4 separate regions of the Homo sapiens genome follow, and regions 1, 3 and 4 are each linked to region 2. A link is a loop called in an ENCODE intact Hi-C map of the cell type or tissue named here. Cell type or tissue: GM12878. All regions are shown on one strand. Links, peaks and the distances in the headings refer to the core of each region. The heading gives the core; the rest is flanking DNA.

Region 1 (7,982 bases), core at 1,108-6,107, 300 kb before region 2:
ATTTTAGAAAGTGTATTTTGCCAGGGTTAAGGATGTACCTGTGACATAGCCTCAGGAGGTCCTGAGAACATGTGCCCAAGGTGGTCGGGATACAGCTTACTTTTATACATTTTGGGGAGACATGAGTGCCAATGTGACACTCAAGGAAATGCTCATTGGACCATTTTGGGTTTTGCATTTTTGGATTAGGGATGCTGAACCAGTGTAATGCAAATATTCCAAAATTCGAGAAAATTTGAAATCCTAAACACTTCCGATCCCAAGCATTTTGGATAACAGATATTTAGCCCGTTACTGTATCCTAGCATAAATTGTGAGATTCCTAGAAAGCAGTAGTGCCCTGAAGAACACAGGTAAACAGTTTTCCAAACAAACTAAAAGGAAAAGAGCATAATTGATTCTTTGGTGAGAGGTACACTTTCATATGATGTAAGAAGTGAACTTTGCCAGGCGCGGTGGCTCACACCTGTAATCCCAGCACTTTGGGAGGCCGAGGTGGGTGGATCACCTGAGGTCGGAAGTTCGAGACCAGCCTGACCAACATAGAGAAACCCCGTCTCTACTAAAAATACAAAATTAGCCAGACATGGTAGCACATTCCCATAATCCCAGCTACTCGGGAGGTTGAGGCAGGAGAATCACTTGAACCTGAGAGGCGGAGGTTGCAGTGAGCCAAGATAGAGCCATTACACTCCAGCCTGGGCAGCTAGAGTGAAACTCTGTCTAAAAAAAAAAAATAAATGAAAATAAAGAAGTGAACTTCTTTTGCCAGTATCGGAGTCAAAACTTGAGTGAAGATATTGCTGTGTTTCATCAAAGTTAAGTAAATATTTCTCTCAATGTTTTTCATCCTCTAAATTTTCCTTATTCCAGCTAGAAAAAAAAAAACAGCCAAAATCACAAGTGTCTTGTGTCCTAGAAGTTTTCATTGAGTGAAATTCCTAAGATAAAAAATGTTGAGTTTGATCAAAAGATACAGATGATCAAAACATTAATTATGAAGCAGAAAACATAACACATAAGCAAAGACAGAAAAAGGTTGAGAAAAATTGGCCTTCAATTGGCCTTACTACCAAAAATTACTTCAAAAAGGTTTCTTAATATGACTTCATCTTAATCTCTCACATAGGGATTAGAATTCTAGCAACTTCACAGGAAAGATAAGTGCTTAGTTATCATTTAGTAAGCCCATTCAGAGCAGTGGAGCCAGGTGTAAAGTTCCAAGAGAAATTCCAGGAGACCATCAGACTTTGGTATACTTGGAAAGCATTCTTCCGGTTGCTATCACTTCTTTTCCTCTTTGTTCTTGCCATGCATTAGGTTAAAGTGAGAGGAAACCAATGACTTTGGCTAGCTTTTATAGTACCTACACTTCTGTCCATTAAGCCCTTAGCCCATTTGAGGAATCCTACCCAGGAGCACTCTTATATTACAAGATTGTGTCTTTTCAGAGATCTTAATGTGCTCCTGGCAATTCAAAGTTAAGGCTTTTTATTAAAAAATTATTTGATTACTTTATTGGGTGTATATGTATAAGAGTGGAATTGGAATTGCTTGGTCATGTAGTGTATGTTTACTGTTTAAAAAACTGCCAAAGTGTTTTCCAAAGTGGGGTACAACTTTACTTCCCTGCAAGCAATGCATGAGAGTTCTAGTTACTCATATCTTCGTCAACACTTGCTCTTGTCAGTCTTTTAACTTTTAGCCATTCTAGTGGGTATGTAATGGTGTGTAAGTGTTGTTTTAATTTGCATTCCCTAATGACTAATCATGTTGGACATCTTTTCATGTCCCTCTTAGCCATTCAGATATCTTCATTTTTGAAGTGTTTATTCAAATCCTAAACTCAGTTTTTATTTTTGGGGATTTTGCTTTTTGTTTTATCCTTTTACTGAGTCGTGATATTACTCTTCTCTTTTCTCTACTTTTTCTCCCTCCTTTTCTCTCCCCTCTTTTTTTTTTTTTTTTTTTGGATGGAGTCTTGCTCTGTCGCCCAGGCTGGAGTGCAGTGGCCCAATCTCTGCTCACTGCAAGCTCTGCCTCCTGGGTTCACGCCATTCTCCTGCCTCAGCCTCCCGAGTAGCTGGGACTATAGCCACCTGCCACTATGCCTAATTTTTTGTATTTTTTAGTAGAGACGGGGTTTCACTGTGTTAGCCAGGATGGTCTTAATCTCCTGACCTCGTGATCCTCCCGCCTTGGCCTCCTAAAGTGCTAGGATTACAGGTGTGAGCCATCGCACCTGGCCCTCTCCCTGCTTTTTGAGACAGAGTCTCACTATGTCACCCAGGCTGAAGTACAGCAGTGCAATCACGCTCACTGCAGCCATAAGCTCCCAGATGCAAGCCATCTTGTCACCTCAGCTTCTTAAGTAGCTGGGACCACAAGCGTGTGCCACCACCTCCAGCTAATTTTTAAATTTTTTGTAGAGATGACATCTCCCTGTGTTACCTTGGCTGGTCTTGAATTCCTGGGCTCAAGTGATTCTCCTGCCTTGGCTTCCCAAAGTGCTAGGATTGCAGGCGTGAGCCACTGTGCCTGGCCTACATTTCATTATTTAGTCTAGATTTATTTATTTAGTCTAGATACACGTCTTTTATCAGGTATGTGTTTTACATATATTTTCCTCCAATATGCATCTTATTTCTTCTCTTTCTGGGATTACAGTTTTACCTATGTTAGATCATTTAGTATTTTCTCACAGCTCTTGTGTTCTCTGTTCCCTTTCTTTCAGTCTTTTTTTTCCCCTTTGTTTATCGGTTTAGATCACTTTTGTTCACTTGTCTTTATGTTTTTGGATTCTTCCTTTAGCTATGTCCTTACCGTTAATAAGGTCATCTAATGAATTTATCTCTGATATTCTGTTTTTTATTCTTAGCGCTTTCATTTGATATTTTTTGTATGTTTTGTTTCTCATTTGCAATCCTTCTTCTCTGCATATTGGGCCTTTTTCCACTAGGACCTTTAACATATTAATACTAGTTAATTTAAAGCATTTATACAATATTTCCAACATCTGGATTATCTCTGATACTAGATTTGTTGATAACTTTATCTTTTGGTAATGGTTGTATTTTTGCGTTTCATAATTTTTTATTTGGAAATGCTGGATAATGCTTTTAAATGAACAGTATAGATTGTGCTAAAGAGTGTTTACTCCTGGAAATAGGCACATTTCTTCTGCTAACTGAGTGGTAGAGTCAATCAGTAGTTGAGCTATTTTGGATTTTGGTGTTGCTACATTCATTTTTAGTACACCAGGCTTCAGTCTTCTCCAGTAGAAAATAATGTTACCTTGTGCTTAGTATGGGCTCTCTGGTACTGGTGGTTTTTCTCAGTGTTCCAGCTCTTTTAGGATAGCTTTCATCAGTGCCTGTAGGGTTGCACCACAGACAGGGAATTTCTCTCTGTGCTCTTGCTCTTCCCCTAGCAGTAAACTGCTGTTCCTTGTTATTGGATGTGAGCCTTGCAGTGGGGACAGAATGGAAATTTCTTAGTTCTCAACCTTAATCTTAGGTGGGCCCTGCATACATGTGCCTTGGGGGTGTGACCTTCTCTGTGTATGTGCCTTACCCTCCTATGCAATCAAACTTTGCCTTGTATCTTTGGGGTCTTGGGCTTTAGATGACTTCTGCTAAAGTCTTGACCCAAAGTTTCATGCTTCTTCTCTGGTGGCTTAAACTTTTGTTTGGTATGAGAGAACAGTTATTGTGGATCTCTACATCCTGAAGTAGAAGCAGAACTTCCGAAAAATTTTACTATACTTTTTAAAATATGAAAAAAGTGGGATGAATTTTTATGACAAAATATAAGTTCACAAAGAAATACCTATTTATAGCAAGCTGCTTTGTGAAACACTCCTCAGACTTTCTGGTATACATGGTTGTCTTCTCTGACCTTAGGGGAACTTTTGTGGAAACTTTGAGAAGTACTGAGGCTTAGGCCAAGCAAAAAACAAAGGCGGAAAAACCCACCTTAAAACACTGGTGAGTCATCAGTGAGGCAGACACTTGTAGGTTGACTAACGAAGCACTCATTCCCTAACACCTCTCCTGTCTACCTGTATAAAGGAGACTGGAAAAGCTAAATACAGTCAATTTTTGTAATTCTTGGTAGTTAGATTCTGTAAAGTCACCATGATGACTGAATTAGCAAATTCTCAACTATTGCTCCTAAGGAAAATATGAACAAACACACATACACCCACACATTTCATGTAGGCTATATAATCTTAATCCTGAAAACTACTCATCCTGGTAGAGTCTCTCTTTATTTAACAAAAGAGAAACTGAGGTTCAGAGTGTTAACTGACTTTTTGATGCCCCATGAATAGGTCCCAGATTTGGGATTCAAACTCGTTCAGCTGGTTCTAGAGCTGGAGCTACTTGAACTACACTGCACTGCCCCCCACAGCTCTGTCCTCTGGTGGGCATCTCTGTGTGAGAGCTGAAACAAGAAGGCAGAGTGTCTCCCTGTTAGACCTTAGCTGGGAATATGTGTATCAGCTACTCAGATTTTTCACTGCTCTACATGTTTGTTAATGATCATGAAAACACAGCAAGTACTGATTTTGGGGTTACAAGTAAATTTTGGTGAGTAGGCTGATTCACAAATACGGGATTGCAAATAATAAGGATCAACTATTTACTTTTTAAATCTCCCTAATAATTAGGGGTAGGTATGTGACAGAGTTCTTCTGGTTAAAGGTAAGTAATTAAATGCATGCTGAGGACCTCTTGCTTTTTTTTTTTTTTTATAAAAGTGACAAGTGGTGGTGCATCACCCTTTTCTTTCTGATTTAATGTTGATTTGAGTTGAAAAGTATGGCAGTGATCCTCTGACAACAAGGTAACAAGTATAAACATGAAAAGCAGGGCTGTAAGGTAAAAAGATAGTGGTCCTTGGTTATAGCAATGAGCAGCTAAACCCATCCTAGCAACCACCTACTGACAGTCATTTTAATTGAGAAAAATAACTACCTACATATTTAAGCTGCTGTTGGTTAAGCTTACTGTTATTTGGAAAAGAATGATTTCCAATTGACATAGCCAATAATCCAGCTTTTACGTAAGTTTTTTTAAAAATAGAAAGTTAATGTATTTACTGGCAGTTGATTATGCTCACTACTTTACATATGTAATACTTATGTACTATATTAGATAGAAGATTATTTTAACTGGCTGTATTCTTGGCCAGATTTAGGTAACAGTAAATTACCTAAATGCTAAGTTAAGTGCGGTATTGTAGTGCATTTCTTTTGATAATCACAATTAACAATGCAATTAGCAGTGAAATGAATTGTACCAACTTGAGCTTTGTCTTTCATGACATTATTACTTTGAGTCATTAGTAATGCAATGCAAAGCTTTTTAAGTTGTTTCCAGTTATCTGCAGTTCACCTAGAAAGTCTGGAAATACAGAAACTAGTGCTCAAGAATTCCATATTGCTCACTAATGTTTTAGATATGTAATCTCCCCACTTCTCTTGCAATATATATGTTGTTCTGTAATTTCATAGGCCAGCAAAAGATCTTTGAACATCAGTTGTTCTTGTGCTCTATCAAAACAAGAAAATAATTGTCACTTCACACCCTACAGATCTCCAGGGATGCAGACAGTCTTTGGAATATACTCTAGTCTTTAACTTCTTGAGTGATCAAATAATCTTATATTTAAGTGAAGTTTCTCCTTATATTTGAAGTCATTTTCCCCCATTTGATCTTCATTGATTATAGACAGTTCATTATTCTTATCATGAAAATAATTTATATATTATCTATCACTATGAACAAGCATCGTTACTCTTAGAAAAGAATGAGCATTTTAAGGGACTTGAAGTCTCTTCTTGGCTGTCTCCCTTGAACTACCTGGAGAAGACATCTCATAGCGTTGTAAACACTTTAAGGTTAGGTACCGCCTCTTACCTTTATATCCTCAGCTGTTAGCACATGGCCTTAAATAGGGAGTTTTATACCCATTTGTTGAGTCTAATTATCTTTAATTTGTATATAATGTTTTGGTTTTTGTTTTAGAGTTGAGGTTTTGCACTGTTGCCCAGGCTGGAATGCAGTGGCATGATCTTGGCTCACTGGAGCCTCAAACCTCTGGGCTTAAGTATTCCTCCTGCCTCAGTCTCCTGAGTAGCTGGGACTATAGGTGCACACCACCCCAGCTGGCTAAGAGTTTTTATTTTTGTAGAGAAGGGATCTTGCTATGTTGCCCAGGCCTGCCTCAAACTCCTGCCCTCAAGCAATCCTCCCTGCCTTGTCCTACTGAGTCACTGGGATTACAAGCACTACACCTGGCTCTTTCTTCTTCTTCTTCTTCTTTTTTTAATGAGTCTCATTAATTTGTAGCAAGTCATATAACACTGAATTAATCTGGCAATTATATGATCATTGGTAAATCTATGGGGCAAAGACCTGCCTGTCAGGTTGGGGAATGTGAAAAATATCCATACCCTTGAAAGCAAACTGTGGCATTACCTTTGTCAGTTCCATGTTTTTGTTTTTGTTTTTTTTTAAACATGTTCTGAAGAGTTATACACATTCCTATGTATTTGTTGGAATGCTGTGGTTGTCATTGTCTTTATTTAGTACGTGTTACATTTAAGACACTGCCTAAGATACAAAACAACAGGCATCATCCTTCATCTCCTGGTTTTACTGTTTTGTTGAGTGATAAAGACATTTGAATTAAATAGTACAGAAATAGTGTGTAAAATAGTGTTTAAATTAAGCCATATAAAATAAAATGTCTACTTGTGTGATGCTGAAAAAATTCGAGAGAAGAATAATATAGTAGGTCTTTATTAATCAAATGTTTATTGGGTGTCAGTTGTGATTAAAGCACCAAGACAGGCTTTGTGTGTGTGTTGAGTGGTCAGCAGCTTTACGGTATGGAGGGAGGGTCAAAGTCAAATAAGACACTATTCATGCCTTCAAGGAGCTCTGACTTCATGTACAGTGGCCTTTAGCAGTAATGGTACTTCCAAAAGTGCTTTTGAAAAAAATGCAGTTTATGAGAGTCTCACACAATTTGTTGTAGAGAAGAGAAAATGCAATAAGAGTTCAGAGAGTAGAGATATTTTTCTAGTGTCCATACTCTCAAGAGACTTCTGTTATAGAAAAGTATTGCCCTACGTAGAGATCAGATCTCCTGAGGTAGGTGCAGTCAATTGAAAGTTTATAATGTGGCTGTGAACTATTCTTTTGGGGCTCAGGAGTCACCTTTATAGTCAGGCCCAGGTAATGCTTCCTTCTGGACACAAGAGTTCATCAGATAAACATTACTGTGTTAGTCTGTTCTTGTGTTGCTATAAAGAAATACCTGAGACTGGGTAATTTATAAGAAAAGAGGTTTAATGGACTCACAGTTCTACAGGCTGTACAGGAAGCATGGTGCTGGCATCTGCTTCTGGGGAAACCTCAGAAAGCTTACAAATCATGGCAGAAGGTAAAGGGGGAGCAGGTGTCTCATGGAATGAGCAGAAGCAAGAGAGAGTGTTGGGGGAACACACTTAAACAACCAGAGCTCCTGAGAATGAACTCACTATTTCAAGGACAGCACTAAGCCATGAGGGATCCGCCCCCATGACCCAAACACCTCCCACTAGGCCCACACTCCAACACTGCAGATTTTATCTCAACATGAAATTTGGAGGGAACATTCAAACTTATCAATTACCTGTTTCAGAGGCAGGAAAATTTTGTGGTGTAGTTAAAGGATTTTATAGGGGGAGATTCATATCAAGACCTAGAATGGAAACTTTGGGTATCCATATTTTTTCTTGTATAACAAATTTTTGTATTGCCTACATATTGTATTTCTTTTGTGTCTATGAGTAGTTTTACTGTGTTCATTAATTTTTTTCCTTTGTACTTTACTTTTTTACTCTACCTTCCTCACTTAAATTTACAAATTTTATGGATTTTTTTTTTGTTTCAATTCAGTATGCATTTCAGGCCTTTTGGAAACTCACC
Region 2 (7,982 bases), core at 1,162-6,161:
TCCATGTAGTTGAGCGGCTTTGAGTGAGATTCTTAATCCTGAGTTCTAGTTTGATTGCACTGTGGTCTGAGAGATAGTTTGTTATAATTTCTGTTCTTTTACATTTGCTGAGGAGAGCTTTACTTCCAACTATGTGGTCAATTTTGGAATAGGTGTGGTGTGGTGCTGAAAAAAATGTATATTCTGTTGATTTGGGGTGGAGAGTTCTGTAGATGTCTATTAGGTCCGCTTGGTGCAGAGCTGAGTTCAATTCCTGGGTATCCTTGTTGACTTTCTGTCTCGTTGATCTGTCTAATGTTGACAGTGGGATGTTAAAGTCTCCCATTATTAATGTGTGGGAGTCTAAGTCTCTTTGTAGGTCACTCAGGACTTGCTTTATGAATCTGTGTGCTCCTGTATTGGGTGCATAAATATTTAGGATAGTTAGCTCCTCTTGTTGAATTGATCCCTTTACCATTATGTAATGGCCTTCTTTGTCTCTTTTGATCTTTGTTGGTTTAAAGTCTGTTTTATCAGAGACTAGGATTGCAACCCCTGCCTTTTTTTGTTTTCCATTGGCTTGGTAGATCTTCCTCCATCCTTTTATTTTGAGCCTATGTGTGTCTCTGCACGTGAGATGGGTTTCCTGAATACAGCACACTGATGGGTCTTGACTCTTTATCCAACTTGCCAGTCTGTGTCTTTTAATTGCAGAATTTAGTCCATTTATATTTAAAGTTAATATTGTTATGTTTGAATTTGATCCTGTCATTATGATGTTAGCTGGTGGTTTTGCTCGTTAGTTGATGCAGTTTCTTCCTAGCCTCGATGGTCTTTACATTTTGTCATGATTTTGCAGTGGCTGGTACCGGTTGTTCCTTTCCATGTTTAGCACTTCCTTCAGGAGCTCTTTTAGGGCAGGCCTGGTGGTGACAAAATCTCTCAGCATTTGCTTGTCTATAAAGTATTTTATTTCTCCTTCACTTATGAAGTTTAGTTTGGCTGGATATGAAATTCTGGGTTGAAAATTCTTTTCTTTAAGAATGTTGAATATTGGCCCCCACTCTCTTCTGGCTTGTAGGGTTTCTGCCGAGAGATCCGCTGTTAGTCTGATGGGCTTTCCTTTGAGGGTAACCCGACCTTTCTCTCTGGCTGCCCTTAACATTTTTTCCTTCATTTCAACTTTGGTGAATCTGACAATTATGTGTCTTGGAGTTGCTCTTCTCGAGGAGTATCTTTGTGGCGTTCTCTGTATTTCCTGAATCTGAACGTTGGCCTGCCTTGCTAGATTGGGGAAGTTCTCCTGGATAATATCCTGCAGAGTGTTTTCCAACTTGGTTCCATTCTCCACATCACTTTCAGGTACACCAATCAGACGTAGATTTGGTCTTTTCACATAGTCCCATATTTCTTGGAGGCTTTGCTCATTTCTTTTTATTCTTTTTTCTCTAAACTTCCCTTCTCGCTTCATTTCATTCATTTCATCTTCCATTGCTGATACCCTTTCTTCCAGTTGATCGCATCGGCTCCTGAGGCTTCTGCATTCTTCACGTAGTTCTCGAGCCTTGGTTTTCAGCTCCATCAGCTCCTTTAAGCACTTTTCTGTATTGGTTATTCTAGTTATACATTCTTCTAAATTTTTTTCAAAGTTTTCAACTTCTTTGCCTTTGGTTTGAATGTCCTCCCGTAGCTCAGAGTAATTTGATCGTCTGAAGCCTTCTTCTCTCAGCTCGTCAAAATCATTCTCCATCCAGCTTTGTTCCGTTGCTGGTGAGGAACTGCGTTCCTTTGGAGGAGGAGAGGCGCTCTGCGTTTTAGAGTTTCCAGTTTTTCTGTTCTGTTTTTTCCCCATCTTTGTGGTTTTATCTACTTTTGGTCTTTGATGATGGTGATGTACAGATGGGTTTTTGGTGTAGATGTCCTTTCTGGTTGTTAGTTTTCCTTCTAACAGACAGGACCCTCAGCTGCAGGTCTGTTGGAATACCCTGCCGTGTGAGGTGTCAGTGTGCCCCTGCTGGGGGGTGCCTCCCAGTTAGGCTGCTCGGGGGTCAGGGGTCAGGGACCCACTTGAGGAGGCAGTCTGCCCGTTCTCAGATCTCCAGCTGCGTGCTGGGAGAACCACTGCTCTCTTCAAAGCTGTCAGACAGGGACACTTAAGTCTGCAGAGGTTACTGCTGTCTTTTTGTTTGTCTGTGCCCTGCCCCCAGAGGTGGAGCCTACATAGGCAGGCAGGCCTCCTTGAGCTGTGGTGGGCTCCACCCAGTTCGAGCTTCCCGGCTGCTTTTTTTACCTAAGCAAGCCTGGGCAATGGCGGGCGCCCCTCCCCCAGCCTCGTTGCCGCCTTGCAGTTTGATCTCAGACTGCTGTGCTAGCAATCAGCGAGATTCCGTGGGCATAGGACCCTCTGAGCCAGGTGTGGGATATAGTCTCGTGGTGCGCCGTTTTTTAAGCCGGTCTGAAAAGCGCAATATTCGGGTGGGAGTGACCCGATTTTCCAGGTGCATCCGTCACCCCTTTCTTTGACTCGGAAAGGGAACTCCCTGACCCCTTGCGCTTCCCAGGTGAGGGAATGCCTCGCCCTGCTTCAGCTCGCGCAGGGTGCGCGCACACACTGGCCTGCGCCCACTCTCTGGCACTCCCTAGTGAGATGAACCCGGTACCTCAGATGGAAATGCAGAAATCACCCGTCTTCTGCGTCGCTCATGCTGGGAGCTGTAGACTGGAGCTGTTCCTATTCGGCCATCTTGGCTCCTCCCCCTTCTTTTTCTTTTTCTTTCTTTTTTTTTTTTTTTTTGAGACAGAGTCTCACTCTGTCACCCAGGCTGGAGTATAGTAGCACAGTCCCGGCTCGCTGCAGCCTCGACCTCCTGGGCTCAAGTGCTCATCTCACCTCAGCCTCCCAAGTAGCTGGGACTACAGGTGTGCACCACCACACACCTGGCTAATTTTTGTATTTTTCGTAGAGATGGAGTTTCACCGTGTTGCCCAGGCTGGTCTTGAGCTCCTGGCCTCAAGAGATCCTCCTGCCTCAGACTCACGAAGTGCTGGGATTACAGGCATGAACCACCACGCCTGGCCGACATACACAAATCTTAAGCATACTATGCTGATGAAACTCTTTTTGATCATCATTTTAACTCTTGCTGTGCTCTGTATACATGTTAATTGAAAGAGCTGTTTTGTGAGGAAAGAGGCACTGTTCCATTGGTAGAAGCTGTTTATAACTTGTTAGTTGTTGAAAGAGCCATTATTTGCCAGATCAAAGTTAAATCACTAAAAAGGACCAGGTTGGGAAGTGGATGAATGAAGAGAAATGTTGAAATTCTTTGGGGGAAAAAAAGCAAAATTGGCTGATAATTGGCAAAAGACTGGTTATAGGTGTTTGGGTACCTCATACACAACTTGCTTGTATAATTTGCTTTCTACTTTTGCTTTGTAAATTTAGAGGCAGGGAAATGAAAAGAGATATTGTTTCTCATCTCCACTATTCTCCCTAGAAATTCTTTCTTATCTAATACAGAGAGCCTCACATTGTCCTGACATGTTTGACACCTTGTTAAAGATTGATAGGTGAGTGAATGAGTGAAAATAAATGAATAGCTATTCTTAGCAGTCAGAAGGTACTTCCTAGGGACTTCCTAACTAGTGGTTATGAGATAATTATGCTATATCTTCCGGTGGACTGTGGCACAATGCTTTCAAGGAGTCTTAGAGCAAGGGATTCGGGGCAGGTTAGAAAAGAGCTTTCTGATTCATGGGTGTACTTGGTTTATATTTCTTTGCATTTAGGTAGGTAGGTAGAATTGGTTTAGGTTTTTTTGCATTTACATAGATAAGACACACAGATACACACATTGAAGTTGTCTGGGCATATTAGGAGTAATTACCTACATACGTGCTGATTTTCAGAACAGTTGCAATATCGTCTGTTTCAACCTACTGGGTTTTCTTAGTGGTTTATATCTCAGCCCTTGGTTCACTGCTCAGAGTTTCACCTCTGCCTCAGTGAGTCACCCAGCATTTAGCAGCATGCATGGCTATTTTTCTCGAGTCCCTTGAAATGAACTCCCAAGGAGTTGTTTTTGTAGAAGACAGTTGGTAAAGAAGGGCTTTTTCAGTATTGTCACAGCCTTTGGGGTGTGATATGCTATTTGTCTTTCCAAGGAGGCAGTCTTCAAAGAAAAAAAAAAAGACAAAGCAGCCTATACTCAGTGTTAAGAATTGCTGCTTACTTTTGATGTTTGGACAAGAGCTGGCACTGCTAGAGATGTTCTGCCTTTTGAGGCACAGCTCATGCCATCCATGTGAGCACAGAGTCTCATCAGCATTCACATCTTACCTGCTACTGGTCTCACACTGTGGAAATGGGTAATAGAAACAGAAACATCAGTGACATTTGGCTCTTTTATTCAGAGGAATCAAAAGTGACAAAGAGAAGCCAGGGTCAGCAGTAGGCAGTAGGTCCACCCATTGGGATAGCATAGCTATTGGGGAAATTGTCAGCACAGAGGCAAAACCATGGTATTCCGTGACTGCAGCAGGAGGTCTGCAGTTGTGACTTTAGCCAAGAAGCATTGGGAATCCAAGATGAGTTGACAAGGAATCTATCCTGATGTTTGTCTTTGGGACAAACATCAGGAAACACAGGAAGTAGTTGCTGTGATGAAGTCCAAGAAAACAGGCAGAGCTAAGGAGCTCCAAAGAGGGGAAGACAGGCAGGAATTGATAGGTGTGGGGACCCCCACAGGCAGAAATGGCACCTTCAAGACTCCCAGCAGCAGAGTCTTAGAGGGAATGGTGGAGCAGCGTTGGGTTGCCTAGCAGCTGAACAGAGTCCATAGCATGACAAAATGGACAAGACAGGACCTAAGCAGAGAAAGCCATATACTCGCAGATGACTACCTTGTCACAGAAGCATTATGAGACACAGCCTCATCCAGGCAGGTAGATGGTGACATCATCCTTAAAAGGCTGAAATGGATGGTTCCATCCTTAGAGACTTTTCTTTAAAAAGTATAATTATTGGGGCAAGAAAAACATGAACTTGGTTTTTAAATTTTACTTTACGTTTTCCTGGGGTTTTATTCTGTTTGCTTCCAGCATGGTCCAAATACCTACTTCAAAGCAAACATTCTAACAAGAACTTGTTAAGAGGAAGGGAAACCAGCTCCTGTGGCTTCTTGTACACCAGCTATGGGGGCACTCACAGAACCACGTTTGTGAGTTGAGTGTAAATGAATCCGAAACCTACAAATTAGATTTCCTTTGAAATACACATGGGTTTAAAACTTTAACGGGAAAAGAACTTGGCAAATCAAATCTGAGCATATTCAGTAAAACCTCACTAATTTGCACTAATGACCAAGAGATCCATTGAGAATTACTGGATTTTTGTGAGTGTGTTAGCATGGGAGAAAAAAAAAAAAATACCAAAATGGTTGAGAAGGTAGGGATGGGGGATAGAAAAAGAGAAGGAGGAGGAAAATCAAAGTTCTAGCATCAAACAAACATACTTTATGGTACAATGAAGAATGTATTTGAACGGTTACTGGAATGAAACTCAATAGCTTAATGAGTGCCTTGCTGTGGTACGCCTGCCCACTGGGGAGGCAGCCATGTCATAAGGCCTGCCTAAGCCAGCAGCTAATGTGCACTTAGGTAAAGAGGCCTTTGCTTTTTTGAAAGTTGAGGGGTTGTGGTTTTTGCAAGGGTGTGAACCAATGAGATTCTACTGTGTGTCATGCAGGTTTGTTATAGACTTGCACATGTAGGCTGTGATTCTAAGTCCGCATTGGGGATGGAATTGCTTATTACTGCTTAAAAAAAAGTGAAAACTTGCTAGAAAGAGACAGCAATTCTGACTAGCTGAATCTTTTTTAGATGTTAGCGAATCAATCATATCTATAGTAGAAGATGAAATTTAAAGCATTCTGAATTGAAGATTGAATATTTGGTAGCCCTTTATTGTGACATGAATTTTATTAAAAAAGGTGGGAGGCCGAGGCGGGAGGATCACTTGAGGTCAGGAGTTCGAAACCAGCCCGGCCAACATGTATCTACTAAAAATATGAAAATTAACTGACTGTGATGATGCCTGCCTGTAATCCCAGCTCCTCAGGAGACTGAGACAGGAGAATCACTTGAGCCCAGGAGGCGGAGGTTGCAGTGAGCTGAGATCACACCACTGCACTGCAACCTGGGTGACAGAGTGAGACTCCATTTCAAAAAAAAAAAAAAAGTGTATCTTCCTTTATAAGTAACTGTCTAAAAAGTTCTTTAAAGATTTAATTATTCGTGGCCCAAATTTCAGTAATCATAGTGGCTGTTTTTAATCCATTTACTTAAGAAATAGTTTTCTTCAGTTGTTAGTATTTTTACATGTGCAGTTAAAGGACAGTGATGTTTCCTTTCACTCTCCTTTCCATAATATCCGAGAATATCTAAAATTGTGATAGTCTTTATTACTATGGAATATGTCTTTACTAAATGTGCTATTCTTCTGACTTAAGCGCAACCCTTGGTAATGATTTGTGTTTACACTGATTTAAGTCACTCCTTAGACTTCCCTTACTGCAAGCTAATGTTTTACCAGCTGAAGAATAATTTAGAACTTCAACTCAAGTAGCCATTGAAGGCTGTGGGGGATAATAAATATGAATAGTCAGAGCTTTCTCTAGGATATAAGCTGAGGCAATGATTTCAGGTCTTTAACTGCTGCCCCTAGACCAGAAAAGGAGTTGTCACACCAGCTGCTGCAGAAAAAGACCAAACCTAATTTGACACACAGTAAAGCCTAAAAGGAGTTGGGCACTAGAAGGAGTTGCTTGTATAGAAGACAGTTGTAAAGCTTTATGTTTTTTTTTTTATTTTCCTAAGAGATGGATCTCAATATATATATATTACCTAAGAGATGGATCTCAATATATATATATATTACCTAAGAGATGGATCTCAACATATTACCTAGGCTGTCCTCAAATTCCTAGCCTCAAGTGATCCTCCTACCTGAACTTCCCAAGTAAGTGGGACTACAGGCGTGCACTGCTAAGCCGGGTTTGCTTTTGTCATTTTTAGTATTTTCTTTCTTTTTCCCCAGTTAAACAATAAAACATAATTCATGTGCCACCTCCCCCTCAAGTCATGGAGTAGAGAAGTAATGAATTTGGAGGATTCATTTATCCCATAGGAATCATACAAAAGTTATTCACTCTTTTCAAGCCCCCAGTTTGCCCCTGTGACTCTTAGACAGGCAATCTACTTTGCTTAAAAAAAAAAAAAAAAAAAAAGTCGATGTAGGCTTTCTAAATTATTTTCTTCCTCACCTCAACATTTCTGTAATTTAATTCCTGTTATCTCTCTTAGACCTGTTTCTGAGGAGAAAGTACTGATTAGTTTGTCAAGCAGAGCTCTTAAACTCCCCTCCCTCACTGCAAGTTCTCCCACTTGGCTTTCTGCTTCCTGTCTGTATTTTAGCAGACTCAGGTCTCCCCCATCTTGAGTCCTCTCCTTGGCAGTGCAGATGACTATTATTGTTACTGCCCTTTTACAGCAGAACTCTTTAGAAGATTGGAGAACATTCTACTTAATATATGTGATGTACCTCAAGTCCCTGCCTCTAAGGCTCCTGGTATGGTTTGGCTCTGTTTCCCCACTCAAATCTTATCTTGAATTTTACTCCCATAATTCCCACATATTGTAGGAGAGACCCAGTGGGAGATAATTGAATCATGGTGGTTTCTCCCATACTGTTCTTGTGATAGTGAATATGTTTCATAAGTTCTAATGGTTTGATAAGGGAAAACCTGTTTCATTTGGTGCTCATTCTCTCTCTTGCCTGCTGCAATGTAAGACATGCCTTTCACCTTTTGCCATGCTTGTGAGGCCTCCCCAGCCACGTGGAACTGTGAGTCCATTAAATCTCTTTTTCTTTGTAAATTACCCAGTCTTGGGTATGTCTTTATCAGCAGCATAAAAATGAAGTAATACAGTAAATGGGTACCAGG
Region 3 (7,982 bases), core at 1,806-6,805, 130 kb after region 2:
AGGGACTCTGCCGCTGTTCTGGAATACTCTCCCACTAGGTTTCAGTACAGCAGGCCCCATCTTGTCTTTGGGACTAAGTTTAGGGGACTTCTCCTTGCAAAAGCCTTGCTGACCTCCTAATCCAAAGAAGCCCCCAGGCCCTCTCCCTCTCCTCACTCTGTCATATTTTCTTCTTGGAACTTAACTTGAAATTTTCTCATTTGTTTATTACTTATTGTCTCCCCCATGCCCTAAACGTGAAAGTGGAATGTATCTGTCCTGTTTTCCCAAATCCCCAGTGCCTAGGTCCGCCAGCACTCACATACAAATATCTGGCAAAGTGAAGGAGGCGGCAGAGTCTGAACACCAGCAAAAGCCATCTCTTGCCCATATCAATAACCCTCTCTCCACAGCCCAACCACCTCAGTGGCAGCTTTTCTACTCCATTTCCCCATGAAGAATTGCTGTGGGAGGAATGACAACTGGACCAGATGTCACCTGACAGGAGTCCAAGCCAGATCCTGCTACCCTACCTGGTGGGTCTCCAAACTGGCAGACCAGTCTGCCCTGGTCCTTTGGAGGTCCTCTACCCCAAGTCTGCCCAGGAATTCCCTTCAGCCTTTCTACAACCTCTCATGCTCATTGACCTTTAGGCTTTAGGGAAACAAAAACAATTCTGCCCTATAAAGATGTCAGGACCCTGACTCCAGGTGGCCAAACCCTTGTCATGAAATGGAAGGAACACAGGGCCTGGAGGTGGACTACTGGCTAGAGGCCTGGGGATGAGGCCCAGACCCTGAGCTAGGGACTGGAGGCTCCTGGTTCCATGTGCAACACGCTCAGGATCACTGGCTGTGGCTGAACTCCACTTCTACCAAACACATTCAATGATGTGTTCCCTTTGTTTACCCTGTGGGGAGCCCAGAACATCAATGAAATATAAAATTGAAAGCACATTGTACTTCTCAGATGAAAAGTGCCACAGTCAGAGAGATTCACAGCCATACTGTTCACTCGTGCTGGTCAAATGGCTTTGGCTGGGAGATTTTTTTATGGCTATGAGTTTTAGAGTTTAAAGAAAAAAATACAGCTTGTTTCATAGAGCCATTATGGGATTTTTCTGTTGAGGCACACAGTCTCTGCACAGCCCTAAAATGTTTTGACAGCTCAGGCAAATTCTCAGGAAAACCTGAGACCAGAGCGTGCCAACCAGCCGCTTATCACTCCGCTCCCACAGCCCCAGCGCTCGGCTGGAGCTTCCCCTGCTGGCTCCTCAGCAGGCCCGGCCGCCACCCTGCCCGCGGGACCAGCCGCACGCGGCCCAGCTATGAATCAACCTTGTCCTCCCATTCCAGTGCGGGAAATGGGATGATGAATTCGTTTCCATCACCACACTGCCCATAAGTCACGGCTTGAAGGGCATTTTTTTCTTTTAAAGTTTCCAATGACAAAGATTTCATTATCCAAAGCAATAATTTTTACCCGGAGCAATGCAAGATTTCACTCTACCTGAATTAGGCCCATATGTGAAAGGGCAGCCTGAGAACGTCAGTGTCTGGGGGCGGAGAGGAGGGTGGGGAAGGGGGAGGCTGGTCTCTGTGTTCTCGCCCTGCCCCCACACGTTCCCTTTCTCTCTCTGTGTGGATGTTCGCTTTCTTTGTTCTCAGTCTCCTTCCTCCTGAGCCAACCTCTCTCCTTGTCACTGGGCACCCCCATGATCCTCTCCCCAGGGTACAACCCTTCCTCCAGTGACAACCCCAGGCCTGGGCTGACACTGTCTGTTTATTCTGCTGGCCTGTTCTCCCTACTGCTTCACATCCACATACTCCCCATCCCCCGCCCATATCAGAGCCAAAGAAGGGCAAAGAATCATCAGCATTGCTCTCACATGGAGGCCAAAGGGCTTTCCTTTGAGTCAGAAAGGCAATTTCAAAACTGCACTACAGAAGTGCACTGCACTGCACAAGATCCCCGGGGGATTGGCTCATTCTCAGGCTCCGGATGTGCCACCTTCTGCCAGGCCCCATCTTTTTACCCTGTTAGTTTTCACACTGAGGCCTCATTGCTCCAAAGCCAAAGCCTAAAGTCACAGGAAGCATATATAAGAATCTAAAGAAGGAAATATGGGGACCTTCTACAGCAGCGCAGAAGCCAAGACAGGGCCCTCTGCTCTCAGCCCTCCTGGAAAGCAGCACTTGAGGGGTAGGGGGTTCCTTCAGGGACTGGCTGGTATCTTTTGAGGACTGGCCTGGCCAGGGAAGGCCAGGAGCCCTGCTGAGAAGGGCTTACTGTTCTCAGGGTAAGACTGGGGTGCCCCTGGCATCTCCCACTGTCCACATCCCAATCCCACAGAGCCTCCTGCTCCACCTGCTTTCCCACTAACAATGCTGCCGCCATCAGTCCGGGGACAGGCCCAGGTCAGATCACCTGTGACAAGCCCAAGAGGAAATGCTAGTGTCAGATTCGAGGGAGCCACGTACAGCCAGTCTACATTTAAACAGCAAGTATTAATTACAGAATCCCAGCCAAGTACAAAAGACAAAATAAATGCACGAATGTATTTCACTTCCTCTTAAAGCAAATACAAAGTAGGGCTGATATTAACTACCAAAATGACAAACTTTCATATGACTGACCTACATGCACACACAGTTAGAATAAACACCAGGGAAGAGGCCCAGACAGTGACCTCAGGAGTTCAGGCAAGCAAGGGAAAACTGGAGGCTGGGCCAAAGAGTCTTCACAGAAGAGTGGTGCTCTGGTGTGGAGGAAGTAATAATCTGAGTCTTCAAGAGAGTGCCAGAGTAGTGGAGTGTCCTCCCGGAGGGGTGGGAGTGATGCTGGGAGTTAACTGAGCCCATCCATTGAGTTTGGAAGCCCAAGCTAAAGATCTAGACCTCTCATTACTTCCCAATCAGTGACAAAGGGAGTGTTTTGAAGCCATGTTAGCCCCCACAATTCTCAGCTACCACTATTACATATCGTTAACTCCTCCCACCAGGTGCAGCAAAGCACATTATGAGTGTTACAGTGAGCATGGGGATAGGGAGACAGGACAAAATTGATCCGAGGTGTGATGCCTGTGTTGGGAGGCCTCTAGTGCACTCGCTAGCTAAGAGAGGCCCCCGTGCCAACCCCCTGACCCGCACGCGGCCCCACTGCAGGCCAATCTTCAAATTCCTGCCTCAACAGTCTCACCTACTACCTCATGTCAGGAATCTGGAGCTCTGGGTTAGCAGGTGGAGTTGCGGCTGATATATGTGACATCAGGGTGCTGTGAGATTTGTAGGCAGCGGCAAGTTTTAATTAAAATTTTTTCTTAGGCCAGGCATGTTGGCTCATACCTGTAATCCCAGCACTTTGGGAGGCTGAGGTGGGCAGATCACATGAGGTCAGGAGTTCAAGACCAGCCTGGCCAACATGGCAAAACCCCATATCTACTAAAAATACGAAAATTAGCCAGGTGTGGTGTGGTATCGGGCACCTGTAGTCCCAGCTACTTGGGAGGCTGAGGCAGGAGAATCACTTGAACCCAGGAGGCAGAGGTTGCAGTGAGCCAAGATTGCACCACTGCACTCCAGTCTGGGTGACAGAGTGAGACTTGGTCTCAAAAAAAAAAAAAGAAAAAAAGAAAAAAAAATTCTTAGAGGTGAAATTCACATAATATAAAATTAACCATTTTAAACACAATTCAGTAGCACTTAGTACATTCACAGTGTCATGCATCTGCTGCCTCTATTTAGTTGCAGAACATTTTCTTCACCCCAAAGGGAAAACTCATGCCCACGAAGCAATCACTCCCAAGTTCTCCTCATCCCAGGCCCTGGCAGTCACTGATGTGCTTTCTGTCTCTTTCCAGATGTTTCATATAAGCAGAATCATACAATATGTGACCTTCAGTGTCTGGCTTCTTAGCATGTTAGCTTGGCTTAGAAACTTAGCATGTTTCTGAAGTTCATCCATGTTGTTGCATGTATCAGAATTCCATTCCTTTTTATGGCTGAATAGTAGTATTTCTTTGTATGTATATACTACACCTTGTGTAGCCATTCATCTGCTGATGGACAACTGTGCCCACCTTTGGCTAGTGTGAATAATGCTCCTATAAGCATGTACGCCCAAGTATTTGTTTGAGTCCTTGCTTTCAATTCTTTTGGGCATATGCCTAGGAGGGGAGTTGCCGGGTCATATAGTAATTCTATATAATATACTTTTGAGGAATGGCCAAACTTCTTTCCGCAGGGCTGCATCACTTTACATTCCCACCAGTGGAAAGGTTCTGAGAATCCTCAGACAGATAGATAGTGGTAGGGGATGCATCTGATGGTTTTGTTTGAGTCAGGGTTAGGGGAGGCTGAGCTGGAGCTACTACCTGGTGCTCTCGTGGCACCCAAGTCCTCCGCCATTCCTAGAGCCCAGAACCGTGTGCGGCTCAGAGCAGGTCCTCAGAATTGAGGTGTAAAGGAAGCAGTGAAGACTAGGAAGATGGTCACAATGATGATCCTGGGTCGCAGAGTCCTGAGACACCACAGTCACACCGTGAAAGTCAAGGCTGAGACCTGAGACTACACAGGCTTCCCCACTCGGGCTCCTGCAGATAGCAGGCTGGGAGCTGCACTCCTTTGCAGATACCATTACTGGAGATAGGACTGCAACATGAAATGATGAAAATGTAAAACATCAGGGAACATGCTGTAAATCACTTATTTGCAACCTGCTGCCTCCCAGACATGCCCGATCGGAGTGAGATGCTGCAGCAGCTCGGGATTTCCACATGGCCTAGACCAGGTTTTCCTTCAGGTGCCAAGACCCTGACCTAAGAACTGAAACCATGTGGGGAAAACACCTTGGGGGCCTGACTCATCCTGTCCTCCAGCCGAAAGCATCGTCCCTGAGTCTTCTCCTGGCATCGAGCCCACCAGCCCCAGGCCTTGGGAAAACCCCTTTGCCCCTCCATGCCTGTGTTTTCCCAATTTGAGAAATGATGATGCCTTGGCTTGAACAGCCTCCCAGGCTCCCCAGCAGATTCCAGATGTATCTTTGATTCGTGGAATTTACCCATAGTCTTGGCTCTCCTCATCTGGTCTCAGTGAAAAAAAATCAAGAAACAAAGAAAAGAAGTGGCCAGTTCCACAAGGCCCTATGAACAGGCTTCTCAGGGCCAGTGTCAGCAGCAAGGCTCCTGAGGCCAGGGGTCCTGCCATCCACCTGCACTGGCCCAGATGGGAAAAGGGGCTGCTCAGGAATGTGTAGGGTTTCAAGCACAACTGGCATTCCTTCAAGTGTGCAGTATGAGGTATGGCCCCTTAGAAGCAAAACCCACACTGAAAATCAAACTAAGAGAGAAAGTGAAATGATGGGCTGTCTGCCTGCTTTCCCAAGCACTCCCCTCAGGACACCTTTAAATGCTTTAAGTGGAACTGTGTCTCTGCACACTTTTGCAGTTTCATGTATACTGTCTGAAGCAGAGGTTAATGTATATAGCCTTGTTGCAACTGGGTGGACTTTCTCAGTTCCCTGGTTGCTTGGCCACCAAAGCAAGCCCCGAGCAGGAGGGTGGAGGGCAGTAAGAGAAAGAGCATGGGATTTGGGGTCTCAGAGGATCTGCAAACCACAGCTGAGCTGTGGCTAACACCAGCGCCAGTGATGGAGGAGCTATAAATCTTGTGTGCCCTCCAGCGAGCCCTTCTCACCTCTGGGCCTCAGTTTCCTCCTTTCAACAGTGAGAACATCAGACCAGATGACCCTCCGGGTTGCTCCAATGTTCTAGGCAGTGGACCTTCATGGAGCAACTGAATATTCATGAAGTTGTGAGCAGGCCAGTCCTAGCCAGAGCCAAGCAGATGCACTAGCAAGACCCCCTCCCACCCATTAAAGAGTAATGATGGTGTGTCACAGTCCATCGGCTGAGTAGGCCACTCAATTCTCCATCTCATCTACCTTCTTTGATCTGAAGGTCACACAAATGGTTCCCCTTTAAGTGCATGGAGAATACTGTCCTGCCATAGGAACAGCATTTAACAAAGCTGGGGGCCCGAGGTGCCCAAAACCATCATCATAATAAAGTAAAAGATCAATGTATCCAACAATGCCACCCCTGTTTGCCAAATTTATCAGCCACAACAGCTTTGCTGTGAGGTGAAATGTTGGGGGCTGGGTTGGGGAAATCAGTCGCCTTTCCTTACTATGCAGCAGTTTAGCCATAATTCTTCTTCAGATTTACTTCCTGTAGCAGTCTTGTCTCCTCAGATTCTCATTTCTTAGAATCCTTTCATGATTATCCCATAGTGCCTAGAACAGGGCTGGGCACACAGTGGGTACTTAATAAGTATATATGGATCTGTTTTCAGGCGTGTCCAGGAAAAGAAGACTAGTATTTCAGTTACCTGTGGCTGCAGAACAAACTACCAATTTAGTGGCTTATAACAACGATTTATGATTTCTCATGAATCTGTGTTGACTGGATTCAGCTGGGTGGTTTGGCAGGGCTCATTTAGCAGCTGCTTTCATCTGGAAGCTTGTTTGAAGCTGGAATGTCCAAGATGGCCTCTTATCCTCCAGAGCTTCTCTCCCATGTCCCTGCATTATCCACTGGCCTAGTCTGGACTTCCTTTTAGCAGCAGGGTGGCTGGGTTCCAAGAGGAACTGTTCTAAGAAGACAAGCCTAGTGCGCAAGCACTCATAAAGCCACGGCTTGGATCATGCTTGTTAATATCCTTTTGGCCAAAGAAAGCCACATGGCAAACTCCAGAGTCAATGCAGGAGCGACCACACAAAAGTGTGACTTCTAAGAGACATAGTTCATTGAATGCCACAAAGCAATGACCTACCACAGCTGGTGAATCCCCTCTGCCCCCTTCGATGGGGATAGAGCCATGATACCCTGAGCCATCCTCTACCCTCCCAGAAAAGTAGAAGACAGGACAGGTTTCTCAGTGGAAAACCATCCTCCAGAGCATGTGAGGAAGTCAAGTCACCCACTGCCAAGTTAGGGAGGGAAGGTTCCTTGAGTCCCATCATGGTCATGCTCAAAATCTAGCAAAAGCTGGACTGTCTTTTCAGATCCTGGGGGACAAGTGGAACCTGTCACTTGCATTCATTCACTGAATATAGTACCTGAGCACTACCATCATGGAGCACTTGGGATCAAGGTGTATCAAGGGAACCTCTGCTACCAATAGCAGGAGAGGAACACATGCATTTCCACGCATGTCCTTGTTGGCCATGGGGATTGTCTTTTTCCACTGGGGAGTAATAATGTGGTGCAGTGGTTAATTGCATGGACCCTGTTGGCAGATGGCTTGGCTTCAGATTCTAGCTCTGCCACATACCAACTCTGCTGACCTGGGCAACCTGCCCAGCCCTCCTGAGCTATGGTTCCCGTGTCTAAATTCTCGTGAGGGTTAAATCACTTAATCCATGAAAAGCACTCAGAACAGAGGTTGGCATAAAATAAGCACCAGGCAAGCATTTGCTAATATTATTCATGAGTAACCCTTACATAAAGAATTCTTTTTTCAAATTACAAACCTAATATATACTCGATGTAAAAACAAACCAACCTTGCAATATCTGAAAAAAGAAAAAAGGGAAAACCCACTCACACAATTCCTCAACCCGAAAAGAATCCTCTTCACCTCCTGGCATGCACACTTAGTGTTTTCCTATGAAATATGTACACATAGCCATTCTTTTCATTACAAAAAATTGTCATACTGTTTGTAGCCTGCCAGTTAAAATGTAATAATATGTCAAAAATGTTGGCCATAAATATTAATCTACAATTTGATTTTACTATCAGCATGTATTTAATGATGTAATCTATCCTTTCCTGTGGGATATTTATATGATCTGTGATTTTTCACAAATAGAAGTAATGCTGTGATACATATCCTCATACGCATCCCTCATTATGTCTTCAGAATAAGTTCCTAGAAGAGGAAAATGCTGGGTTTGAATGGAATGCCTACCTGCAGGGTTGATTCAGATGCTGCTGTCCTGGC
Region 4 (7,982 bases), core at 988-5,987, 810 kb before region 2:
CTATGACTCAGGTTGGAGATCTGCTTACTGGACTGCTGGAAAGCTAGGCTTAGGACTCCCCTGCAGGACCACCCAGGAGTCTGAGCAGCCACAGGATGCCAACATCTTGTTGACTTAAGAATATGAACCATTGGAATGTATTACACCTGTCTGTCCTGGCTACCTAGCCTTTTAGTCCTTCAAGGTGTTTAATTTAATCTGCAGAACTCTATACAGTGGGACCCTCATTCCCTCTGAGGTTACTGCTTGCTTTTATAACATTAAGCTAGGAAGTTATAAAATTGCAGAGTGTGGGAAAAATACCAAGATCCTAACCTTGGTTTGACCACCTACCAACTGTGTGGTCTTGAGAAAATCATTTCACTTCTCTAAGCCTCGATTTCCTCTCCTATAAAATGGGGCTTATAATCCCTGTTTATCTCTCATAATTTTTATGAGAATCAATAAAGTATTCTGTGCAGTATAAACAATTGTATAACATAAATATATAAAAGTATTCTTACTACTTCTGCTATATCAGTTAGGCTAGGCTACATTATTCTTCAATAAATACAAGACTCATTTTTCATTCATGTAAAGTCAGGTGTAAATTGAGTGGCTCCTCAGGGCAATTCTCCTCCATGCAGTGATTCAGGGATCCAGACTCCACCCATCTGGAGATGCCAACATCTGAACATCTGGTTTCCAGAGTCATTGTAGCAGAGGAAGAGAGGAGTGATGGTTTGCCAAGAATTTTATTAAATGTCATGCCTGGGAGTGGTTGGACATCATTCCCACCTATATTCTATTGGAAGCACCCAATCATATAGCCCCAACATAATTACAAGCAAGAGTGAAAAATGTAGGGGAGTCAATGGAACAACTGGTGAATACCAGTGTCTTTGCTACACCTGCACTAATGACAAATAATTTACAGTTTAGGAAAATGCATGACAAAGAACAAAGAGCTTAAAATCAAACAAGCCTGGGCTCAAATCCAAACTTTGTTACTTGCCACCTATATGACTTTGAGCAGTTTGGAACCCATTTCCTTATATTTCAAATGGGGGTATTATGGAACCTACCTTACAGTTTTGCTGTAAGGATTATATGAGATAATAAGTATAAATCTGACACATAATTGCTTAATAAATGGTAGCTGTTTATTATTTTTCTCTTCTCTTAACTTTGAAACTGCTGATTCACTTCTGTGAATATTCTGTGGCAACTTGCGAGAAAAAATTTAAGTGTCTGTCACACTCACCAGCTCCCACCTGAGAAACACTTTATTGCTACTAAAACCTGATTAAACTGAGCTTCAAAAAAGAAGCAGTCATCTGAGAGGTTATTCACCGTCAAATAAGCCTCTTGTACTCTGCTCTGGGCATCAAGGACCAGGGTTCCCGCTGTACCATAGAGGACCTGTGTGCAAATTAGAAAAAAAAGCCCTTCCTCTTGATGTAGAATAATCCCATTGGCCCTACTGCTTGATAAGTGTGGATTTCACTCACTCCTCAGCCTGGTACCCTTGGGCAGTGACCAACCTGCACAACTGTACCCACTGGTCTGCCAGGGATATATAAACAAAAACATCTAGTCATGCTCTTGAGGAGGCCACCAGAAAGCTCTGGGGAGACAGACTTATAACCAATTGACTTCACTCCACTTTAGAGCAGAAAGGAGAGAGCAGACAATTTTGTGGGCACAAAAGGCAACAAGTTACCCTTTATTCCTTTTCTCTCTTCCTATAAACAAGACTGTCCTGGACTGTGGTGACTTTCTGTCTTGGTTGGTCCATTCAGAGTCAAAAAGACTCAGTGTCTTTGGTCTCGCTGAGTAAAGGCTGGTCACAGTCCAAAGTACAGAAGTTCAATCATTATAGTTAGGTCTAATTGAGACACACATCCAATCCTTCCTCAGGAATCCTGAATAACCCATTTTCAAGTCCCCCCCACCAATCTCTTTGACTAACAGGTTGTTTTACTTTGGACAAAGTTAAACCTTTCCTTGCCTCAGTTTCCCCCAATACAGAATGGACATGGGGTACTAATCAAATGTGTATTGAGGGGAATCTATTAGGAATACTGTAAACTTTCAAAAATATAAACCGACATAAATGCATGGAAGTCATTGTTCTTTTATGTATGGATTAATGTACTTGCATAGTAATTCACAATGATATTTTATGTGAAATATCTTTATTTGTTCTAAGCAGTTTCTTCAAATAAGGATAAAATAGGCTCTAGAGTGTAGTATTAAGAATTACAATGGGCCAGGCATGGTGGCTCACACCTGTAATCCCAGCACTTTGGGAGGCCAAGGCAGGTGGATCACCTGAGGTCGGGAGTTCAAGACCAGCCTCACCAACATGGAGAAACTTAATCTCTACTAAAAAAACAAAATTAACTGGGTGTGGTGGCAAATGCCTGTAATCCCAGCTACCCGGGAGGCTGAGACAGGAGAATCCCTTGAACCCAGGAGGCGGAGGTTGCAGTGAGCTGAGACCGCACCATTGCAATCCAGCCTGGGCATCACAGTGAGACTCTGTCACAAATAAAAAAAAGAAGAAAATGAATTACAATGAACTGCAAGTAAAAGAATTAAAAAAAAAAAAAAAAAAAACAGTGGCATAATTAGTTGAGAAGTCTTATTTTTTTCACATGTAGCTAGAAGTGAAAAAGGAGGCAGCCCATGGCTGGTACTGTAGTCATACCATCAGAGACCCAAGCTCTTTCTGCTTTCCTCTCAATCATTCTCAGCTTGTGCTGGCTCCTTGGGGCCATAATATTTTCCAGCATCAGATTTTTATTCCAGAAAGGAAGAAGGAGAAGGGCAAAAGGACTCCCCATCCTCCTTCAAGGAACTACTCAATATTTCACTTGCTTCTCATTGGCCAAAGGAATGTCACATGACAACTCCTTTCTACAAAGGAAGCCAGAGAATGTAGGTTTTTAGCTGGGCATGTGGTTCTGGCAGTAAGAAAAAGCAGGAGAGTGGATATTGGGTAGACACCTAACAATGTTCAGATGTATTTGTGACAAGTTGATTGAAACAAGGGGAAAAGGAGTGATTAAAAAAAAAAAAAAAGCATATGAGGCAATTCCCTAAATCAGTCATCTACTTCCACAATAATGCTCCCTCGCAGTAAAAAAACCTCAGGGACATGCAACAGTAAACATCTAGGGTCAGCTGGAGGTCAGCTAAGTGGCTCTGCTAATTTTGGCTGGGCTTACTCATATGTGTGAGAGTCGGCTGGCAGTTGGCTGATCTAGACTGGCTTTGACTGGAGCAACAGAGATGGCTCAGCTCTGCTGCTCAGTTTCTCTTCCTCCAGCCGGCTAGCTTGAGCGTGTTGTCATGGCAATGGCAGATACACAAGACAGCAAAAGGAAACACACACAGTCTCTGAAGTTCTATATGTGGAACTGATACTTACACTTTACCTTGTTGGCCAAAACAGGTCCATGATTAGGCTCAGAAACAGCATTGGACAGCAATACAGATGTGTATGGTGAAGGACATAGATACAGGAGGGATGAATAATTAGGGTCATTTCTACACTCTGCCATATCCCCTCTCTATAGATTCTTAGACCTAGTAGCTAAAAGAGGCATTAAGTGGTTAAAAAGGATTCTCTAGAAAGCAGAGTTTATCACATTCACATTCACTCAAAGATCTGCTGTTTAAAGAGTCATGTCCCAGCAGTATGATTGCATGTTTTAAAATTATAAAAATAATATCCTAGATATTTAGAACACCAACACCACGTTTTTGGGAATAACACCCTAAAGGAAGAATTTTCTTTAGATTATTAAAACTTTACAATATTGTTTCCAATTTTTTATTTTGATAAAATACACATAACTTAAAATTTAACCTCTTAAAGATTTTTCAGGGTGTATAGTTCCAGTGGTTTTAATACCTTCATTCATAATGTTGTATAAATATCACCACCACCCATCTTCAGAACTTTTTCCATCTTGTAAAATTGGAATTATTTACCCATTAAACAATAACTCTCAATTGCCCCCATCCCCTGGCAACCACCATCTCTATTATTTTGAATAGTAATTGGCAGATTTAGATTAGATCTAGTAATTTTATACTCAAATAATTACCTCATATAAGTGGAATCATACAGTATTTGTCTTTTTGTGACTGTCTTATTTAACTTAGCATAATGTCCTCAAGGTTCATCCATGTTGTATCCTGTGTGAGAATTTCCTTCCTTTTTAAGGCTGAATAATTTTCCATTGAATGTACATACCATTTTGTTTATTCATTCTTCTGTAGAGGAACACTTGGGTTGTGTCTGCATTTTAGCTATCATGAACAATGCTGCTATGAACATAAGTGTACAAATATCTCTTTGAGATCTTTCTTTCAATTCTTTTTGGTATAGACCTATTAGGTTGGTGCAAAAGTAATCGTGGATTTTGCTATTTCTTTTAATGGCAACAATCGCAATTACTTTTGCACCAACCTATAGATGCAAAATTGCTGAATCCTATGGTAATTCTATTCTTAATTTTTTGAAGAATCATCATACTGTTTTCCACAGTAGCTGTACCATTTTACATTCCCACCAACAGGGCACAAGAGTTCCAAATCCTGTGTATCCTCATTAATACTTGCTTTTTGCTATGGTGTTTTGATAGTAGCCATCCTATTTGGTGTGAGTGTTACCTCATTACGGTTTTGATTTGCGTTTCCCTAATGTTTGGTGATGTTGAGCCTCTTTTCATGTGTTTATTGGTTATTTGTATATTTTCTTAGGAGAAATGCCTTTTTTTTTTTTTTTTTTTGAGACTGAGTCTCACTCTGTCACCCAGGCTGGAGTGCAGTGGTGCGATATCGGCTCACTACAAACTCCACCTCCCAGGTTCATGCCATTCTCCCACCTCAGCCTCCCGAGTAGCTGGGACTACAGGTGCCCACCACCACGCACAGCTAATTTTGTTTTTGTATATTTAATAGAGACGGGGTTTCACCATATTAGCCAGGATTGTTGCAATCTCCTGACCTCATGATCCGCCCACCTCAGCCTCCCAAAGTGCTGGGATTACAGGTGTGAGCCACCACACTTGGCCCAGAAATGCCCATTTTTAAATTAGGCTCTTTGTTTTTGAATTTTAGTTCTTTATATATGCTGGATATTAATCCCTTATCAGATGCATGATTTATACATATCTGCTCGCATTCTGAGAGTTACCTTTTTACTTTGTTGATGATCACATTATTTCTTACAGCTAATTTTGAGGGTGGATTGTCTTCCCAGAAAATGGGGAGAAATAATGTCTCAATTTTTTAAAGGTAGAAGACCCAGGATGAATAAAGTTTCAGGTCTAAGAGGAAAAATATAAATTCTTAAGCTATAGAAATGGTCCTTCACCTGATTTTGTACCTCACAGTAATGTAAAACTGAACCTGTTTCAAAGCCACCTTTTCTGTACAGTGCTGCTATTGTGCTGTGGGTGGTACAAATTTAGCCAACCCTACAAAATCCACTTCCCTAGACACATTCTGCAAGGTTTCTGTGACCGCTAGTGGTAAAGCACCACAATGGTGCTCATCAGTCAAACATCACTGCCGGTAGTCTCATTCCTCCTGGAGGCACACACTGAAAGAGAGAACTTTTCCTCTGGGGTCCTGTGCTTATGTGTTCATGGTCTTGTAAGTCACAGCAAAGAGAGAGAAAAACACAGGAGAAAATGAAAATGTCCACAGGAAACAGCCAACTGTACAGAGACAGTGCTTTGGGAAAACCTAAATGGGACTTTATTTCTTTACAGGGGGAAAGAACAAGAATGCAGTCAGCTCAGGTTTATACCAGGATAAAGTGAAATGGGTGGAAAGATGTGTGAGTTCTACCTTAGGTAAGTTGGCACCCCTCAGTTTCCCCAAATGAGCAGGTGGAACTGGGTGAGCCTGCGGTTCCTTCCAGTCTTTATAGTCTGTGTTTGGGGAAAACCAGGAGGCCACCAGCACAGAATATTTGCGTGGGGCCATGTGTGTGTCCTCCCCAAAGGGGAGAAGATAGCAGGGAAGCTCAGCGTCGGGGTGACCAGGAAATAGTGAGAGCTCCCAGCCCAGGAGAGCAGGCCCCTAACAACGAGCCCTTATGAGGGGCAGGTACATGTACACAGTGTGTCCCTGAAATGAGCTGTCAAAAGGAGGGGAAAGAGTACCCTGAGGGTGTGTTTTGGAGAGGAGAGTGGTAGAGAAGGGGGATTCAGAAAACAAACTTTGCTTTGGAACTCCAGAGGAATAAGGACAGGGAATGCCCTCCAAGTACACGTGGACAACATTCACAGCAGATACCCTCAGCTCCCAGATCCAAAGAGGGTAACCATGTCCAACAGGGATGACCAGGTGGCATTTCTAAACCTCATGTGCAGTTCTAAGAGGAGACTCCATTTTTTTTTTTTTTTTTTTTTTTTTTTGAGACGAAGTCTCACTCTATCGCCCAGGCTGGAGTGCAGTGGCATGATCTCGGCTCACTGAAACCTCTGCTGCCTGGGTTCAAGCAATTCTCCTGCTTCAACCTCCCGAGTAGCTGGGATTACAGGTGTCTGCCACCATGCCAGGCTAATTTTTGTATTTTTAGTAGAGATGGGGTTTCACCATCTTGACCAGGCTGGTCTTGAACACCTGACCTCATGATCCACCCGCCTCAGCCTCCCAAAGTGCTAGGATTACAGGTGAGAATCCATTATTATATTTAATATTTCAATGCAGGGACTCAGAGCCCTTAAACTGCTTGGACCTAAAAAACCATTCATGGACCACACATGACCTGATCACTCTTGTTCCCTTCCTGTATCTGTGACACAGACAACAAATGCCATCACTTCTCGGCCACAGGTGGAGACCCTGGCCAAGGATACATGACCAAGGATACACGACAGAGCTACAGATCAGTCCTGAACAGAAATGCAACAGAACAGCCTCTTGTTTCCTCAGCCACACTTCTAGACCGAATTTCCTGCCCTGAAATGCTGTCCACAGCCAGGCCAAGGAGCGGAAAAGAGAAGCCTTTTAAAATTAGCATACTAGCATATGGGGCGGTGGGAGGAGGGGGATGAAAAGAAGGATCTTGGAAGAGCTCCAGCTATTTTATTCCTGTTTTTTCATTCCAGTTTGGAGATCTGGGACACATTGATTCACAACTTTATAGTTCTTATTCAGCATTGATTTATGGGCTGACCAATCTGGGCCTAATCAGTCAGAGAAGGATTGGGGTTTTTTTGTCCAATAATGTTATATTTATGAGTCCATGAAGTGCACCGTGGCTGCAGCCCTGCCTGGAGTCAATAGAACAGAACTTCTAAGATCTCAGAGAAGGGGGTTCCCAGACCATTTTCTGCCCCCATATCATGCTTAAAGCTCCACTGTACATTAGAGGCCCCTGGTGTCATCTCACATTTAAACTCCAAACGGCTTGCCTGTAAATCTTCAACAACTGTGAACAGCTATGACAGTCTCGAATGTCCGTGGTTCTGTGCATCTGTCACTCTTATTTTCTTCTTTCCTTCTCTGACTGTGGAAGTAACTAACCCGCAGCTGGATGCTCACTGGATATTTCACAGCTGCGGAGACCAGGGCAGCGTTTGTTCACTCAGAGAAGCCCAGCCAGGGCTGTGCGGAGTTCAGCGGGTTATCATGTGCTTCCGGCTTGATCTGTGGTTATTCTGGTTCAGTGACTATAAAGAAATGAGCAGCCTGGCTAGACAGGAACTAGTTGAGAAGCCTGTCGTGGAGGGGAGGAAACAGAAATACTCAGATTGCAAGCATCTTTATGTTTTTCTTTGACGGGAAAGACATTTTCCCTGTCACACTCTTGGCAGCTGTCTGTTCTCAGCCTTCAACTCTGGTTAGCCCCAGCCGAGTCATTTATTTGCAGGACACCTCAGGCAACAGTGTCCCTGCCTCCCTGCCCTACCGTGGGTACCAGCAGTAAATGTCCATCACCAGCCTCGGCTCCCTAATTCACCTGACAAAGG

The links. Hi-C counts contacts between places; a loop is a spot of excess contacts. Peaks named below come from ENCODE experiments on the same cell type or tissue, not always from the same donor. Only the 100,000 strongest peaks of a DNase experiment are listed, where the experiment ranks them.
Region 1: a loop joins it to region 2, with 2.0 times the contacts of the local background. A loop is called at or near these places in 1 of 110 quality-filtered maps.
Region 3: it touches region 2 in a loop (4-fold over the local background); 1 of 110 quality-filtered maps calls a loop at or near these places.
Region 4: it touches region 2 in a loop (5-fold over the local background); 1 of 110 quality-filtered maps calls a loop at or near these places.

Annotation. Positions count from the first base shown.
Region 1 is chr6:45,160,573-45,168,554 of GRCh38, reverse strand. The region is part of intron 2 of SUPT3H (SPT3 homolog, SAGA and STAGA complex component); the gene reads left to right. Among named protein-coding and RNA genes, the nearest start is that of MIR586, 33 kb to the left of the region's middle. In GM12878, for the core only: no CTCF peak of the experiment used is centred there; a DNase peak (open chromatin) is centred at 3,964; H3K27ac peaks cover 261 bases.
Region 2 is chr6:44,865,390-44,873,371 of GRCh38, reverse strand. All of the region lies in intron 10 of SUPT3H (SPT3 homolog, SAGA and STAGA complex component), which reads left to right. Among named protein-coding and RNA genes, the nearest start is that of MIR586, 330 kb to the left of the region's middle. RefSeq lists an enhancer at 1,852-2,475. In GM12878, for the core only: no CTCF peak of the experiment used is centred there; DNase peaks (open chromatin) are centred at 3,831, 5,151 and 5,691; H3K4me3 peaks cover 1,925 bases; H3K27ac peaks cover 2,696 bases.
Region 3 is chr6:44,732,670-44,740,651 of GRCh38, reverse strand. All of the region lies in intron 1 of LOC101929770 (a long non-coding RNA gene), which reads right to left. Among named protein-coding and RNA genes, the nearest start is that of MIR4642, 300 kb to the right of the region's middle. RefSeq lists enhancers at 4,655-4,704, 4,945-5,034. In GM12878, for the core only: no CTCF peak of the experiment used is centred there; DNase peaks (open chromatin) are centred at 1,911, 2,531, 4,771 and 5,331; H3K27ac peaks cover 2,091 bases.
Region 4 is chr6:45,677,351-45,685,332 of GRCh38, reverse strand. No RefSeq gene overlaps it. Among named protein-coding and RNA genes, the nearest start is that of RUNX2-AS1, 100 kb to the right of the region's middle. RefSeq lists enhancers at 3,402-3,451, 7,382-7,501, 7,512-7,571. In GM12878, for the core only: no CTCF peak of the experiment used is centred there; a DNase peak (open chromatin) is centred at 3,282.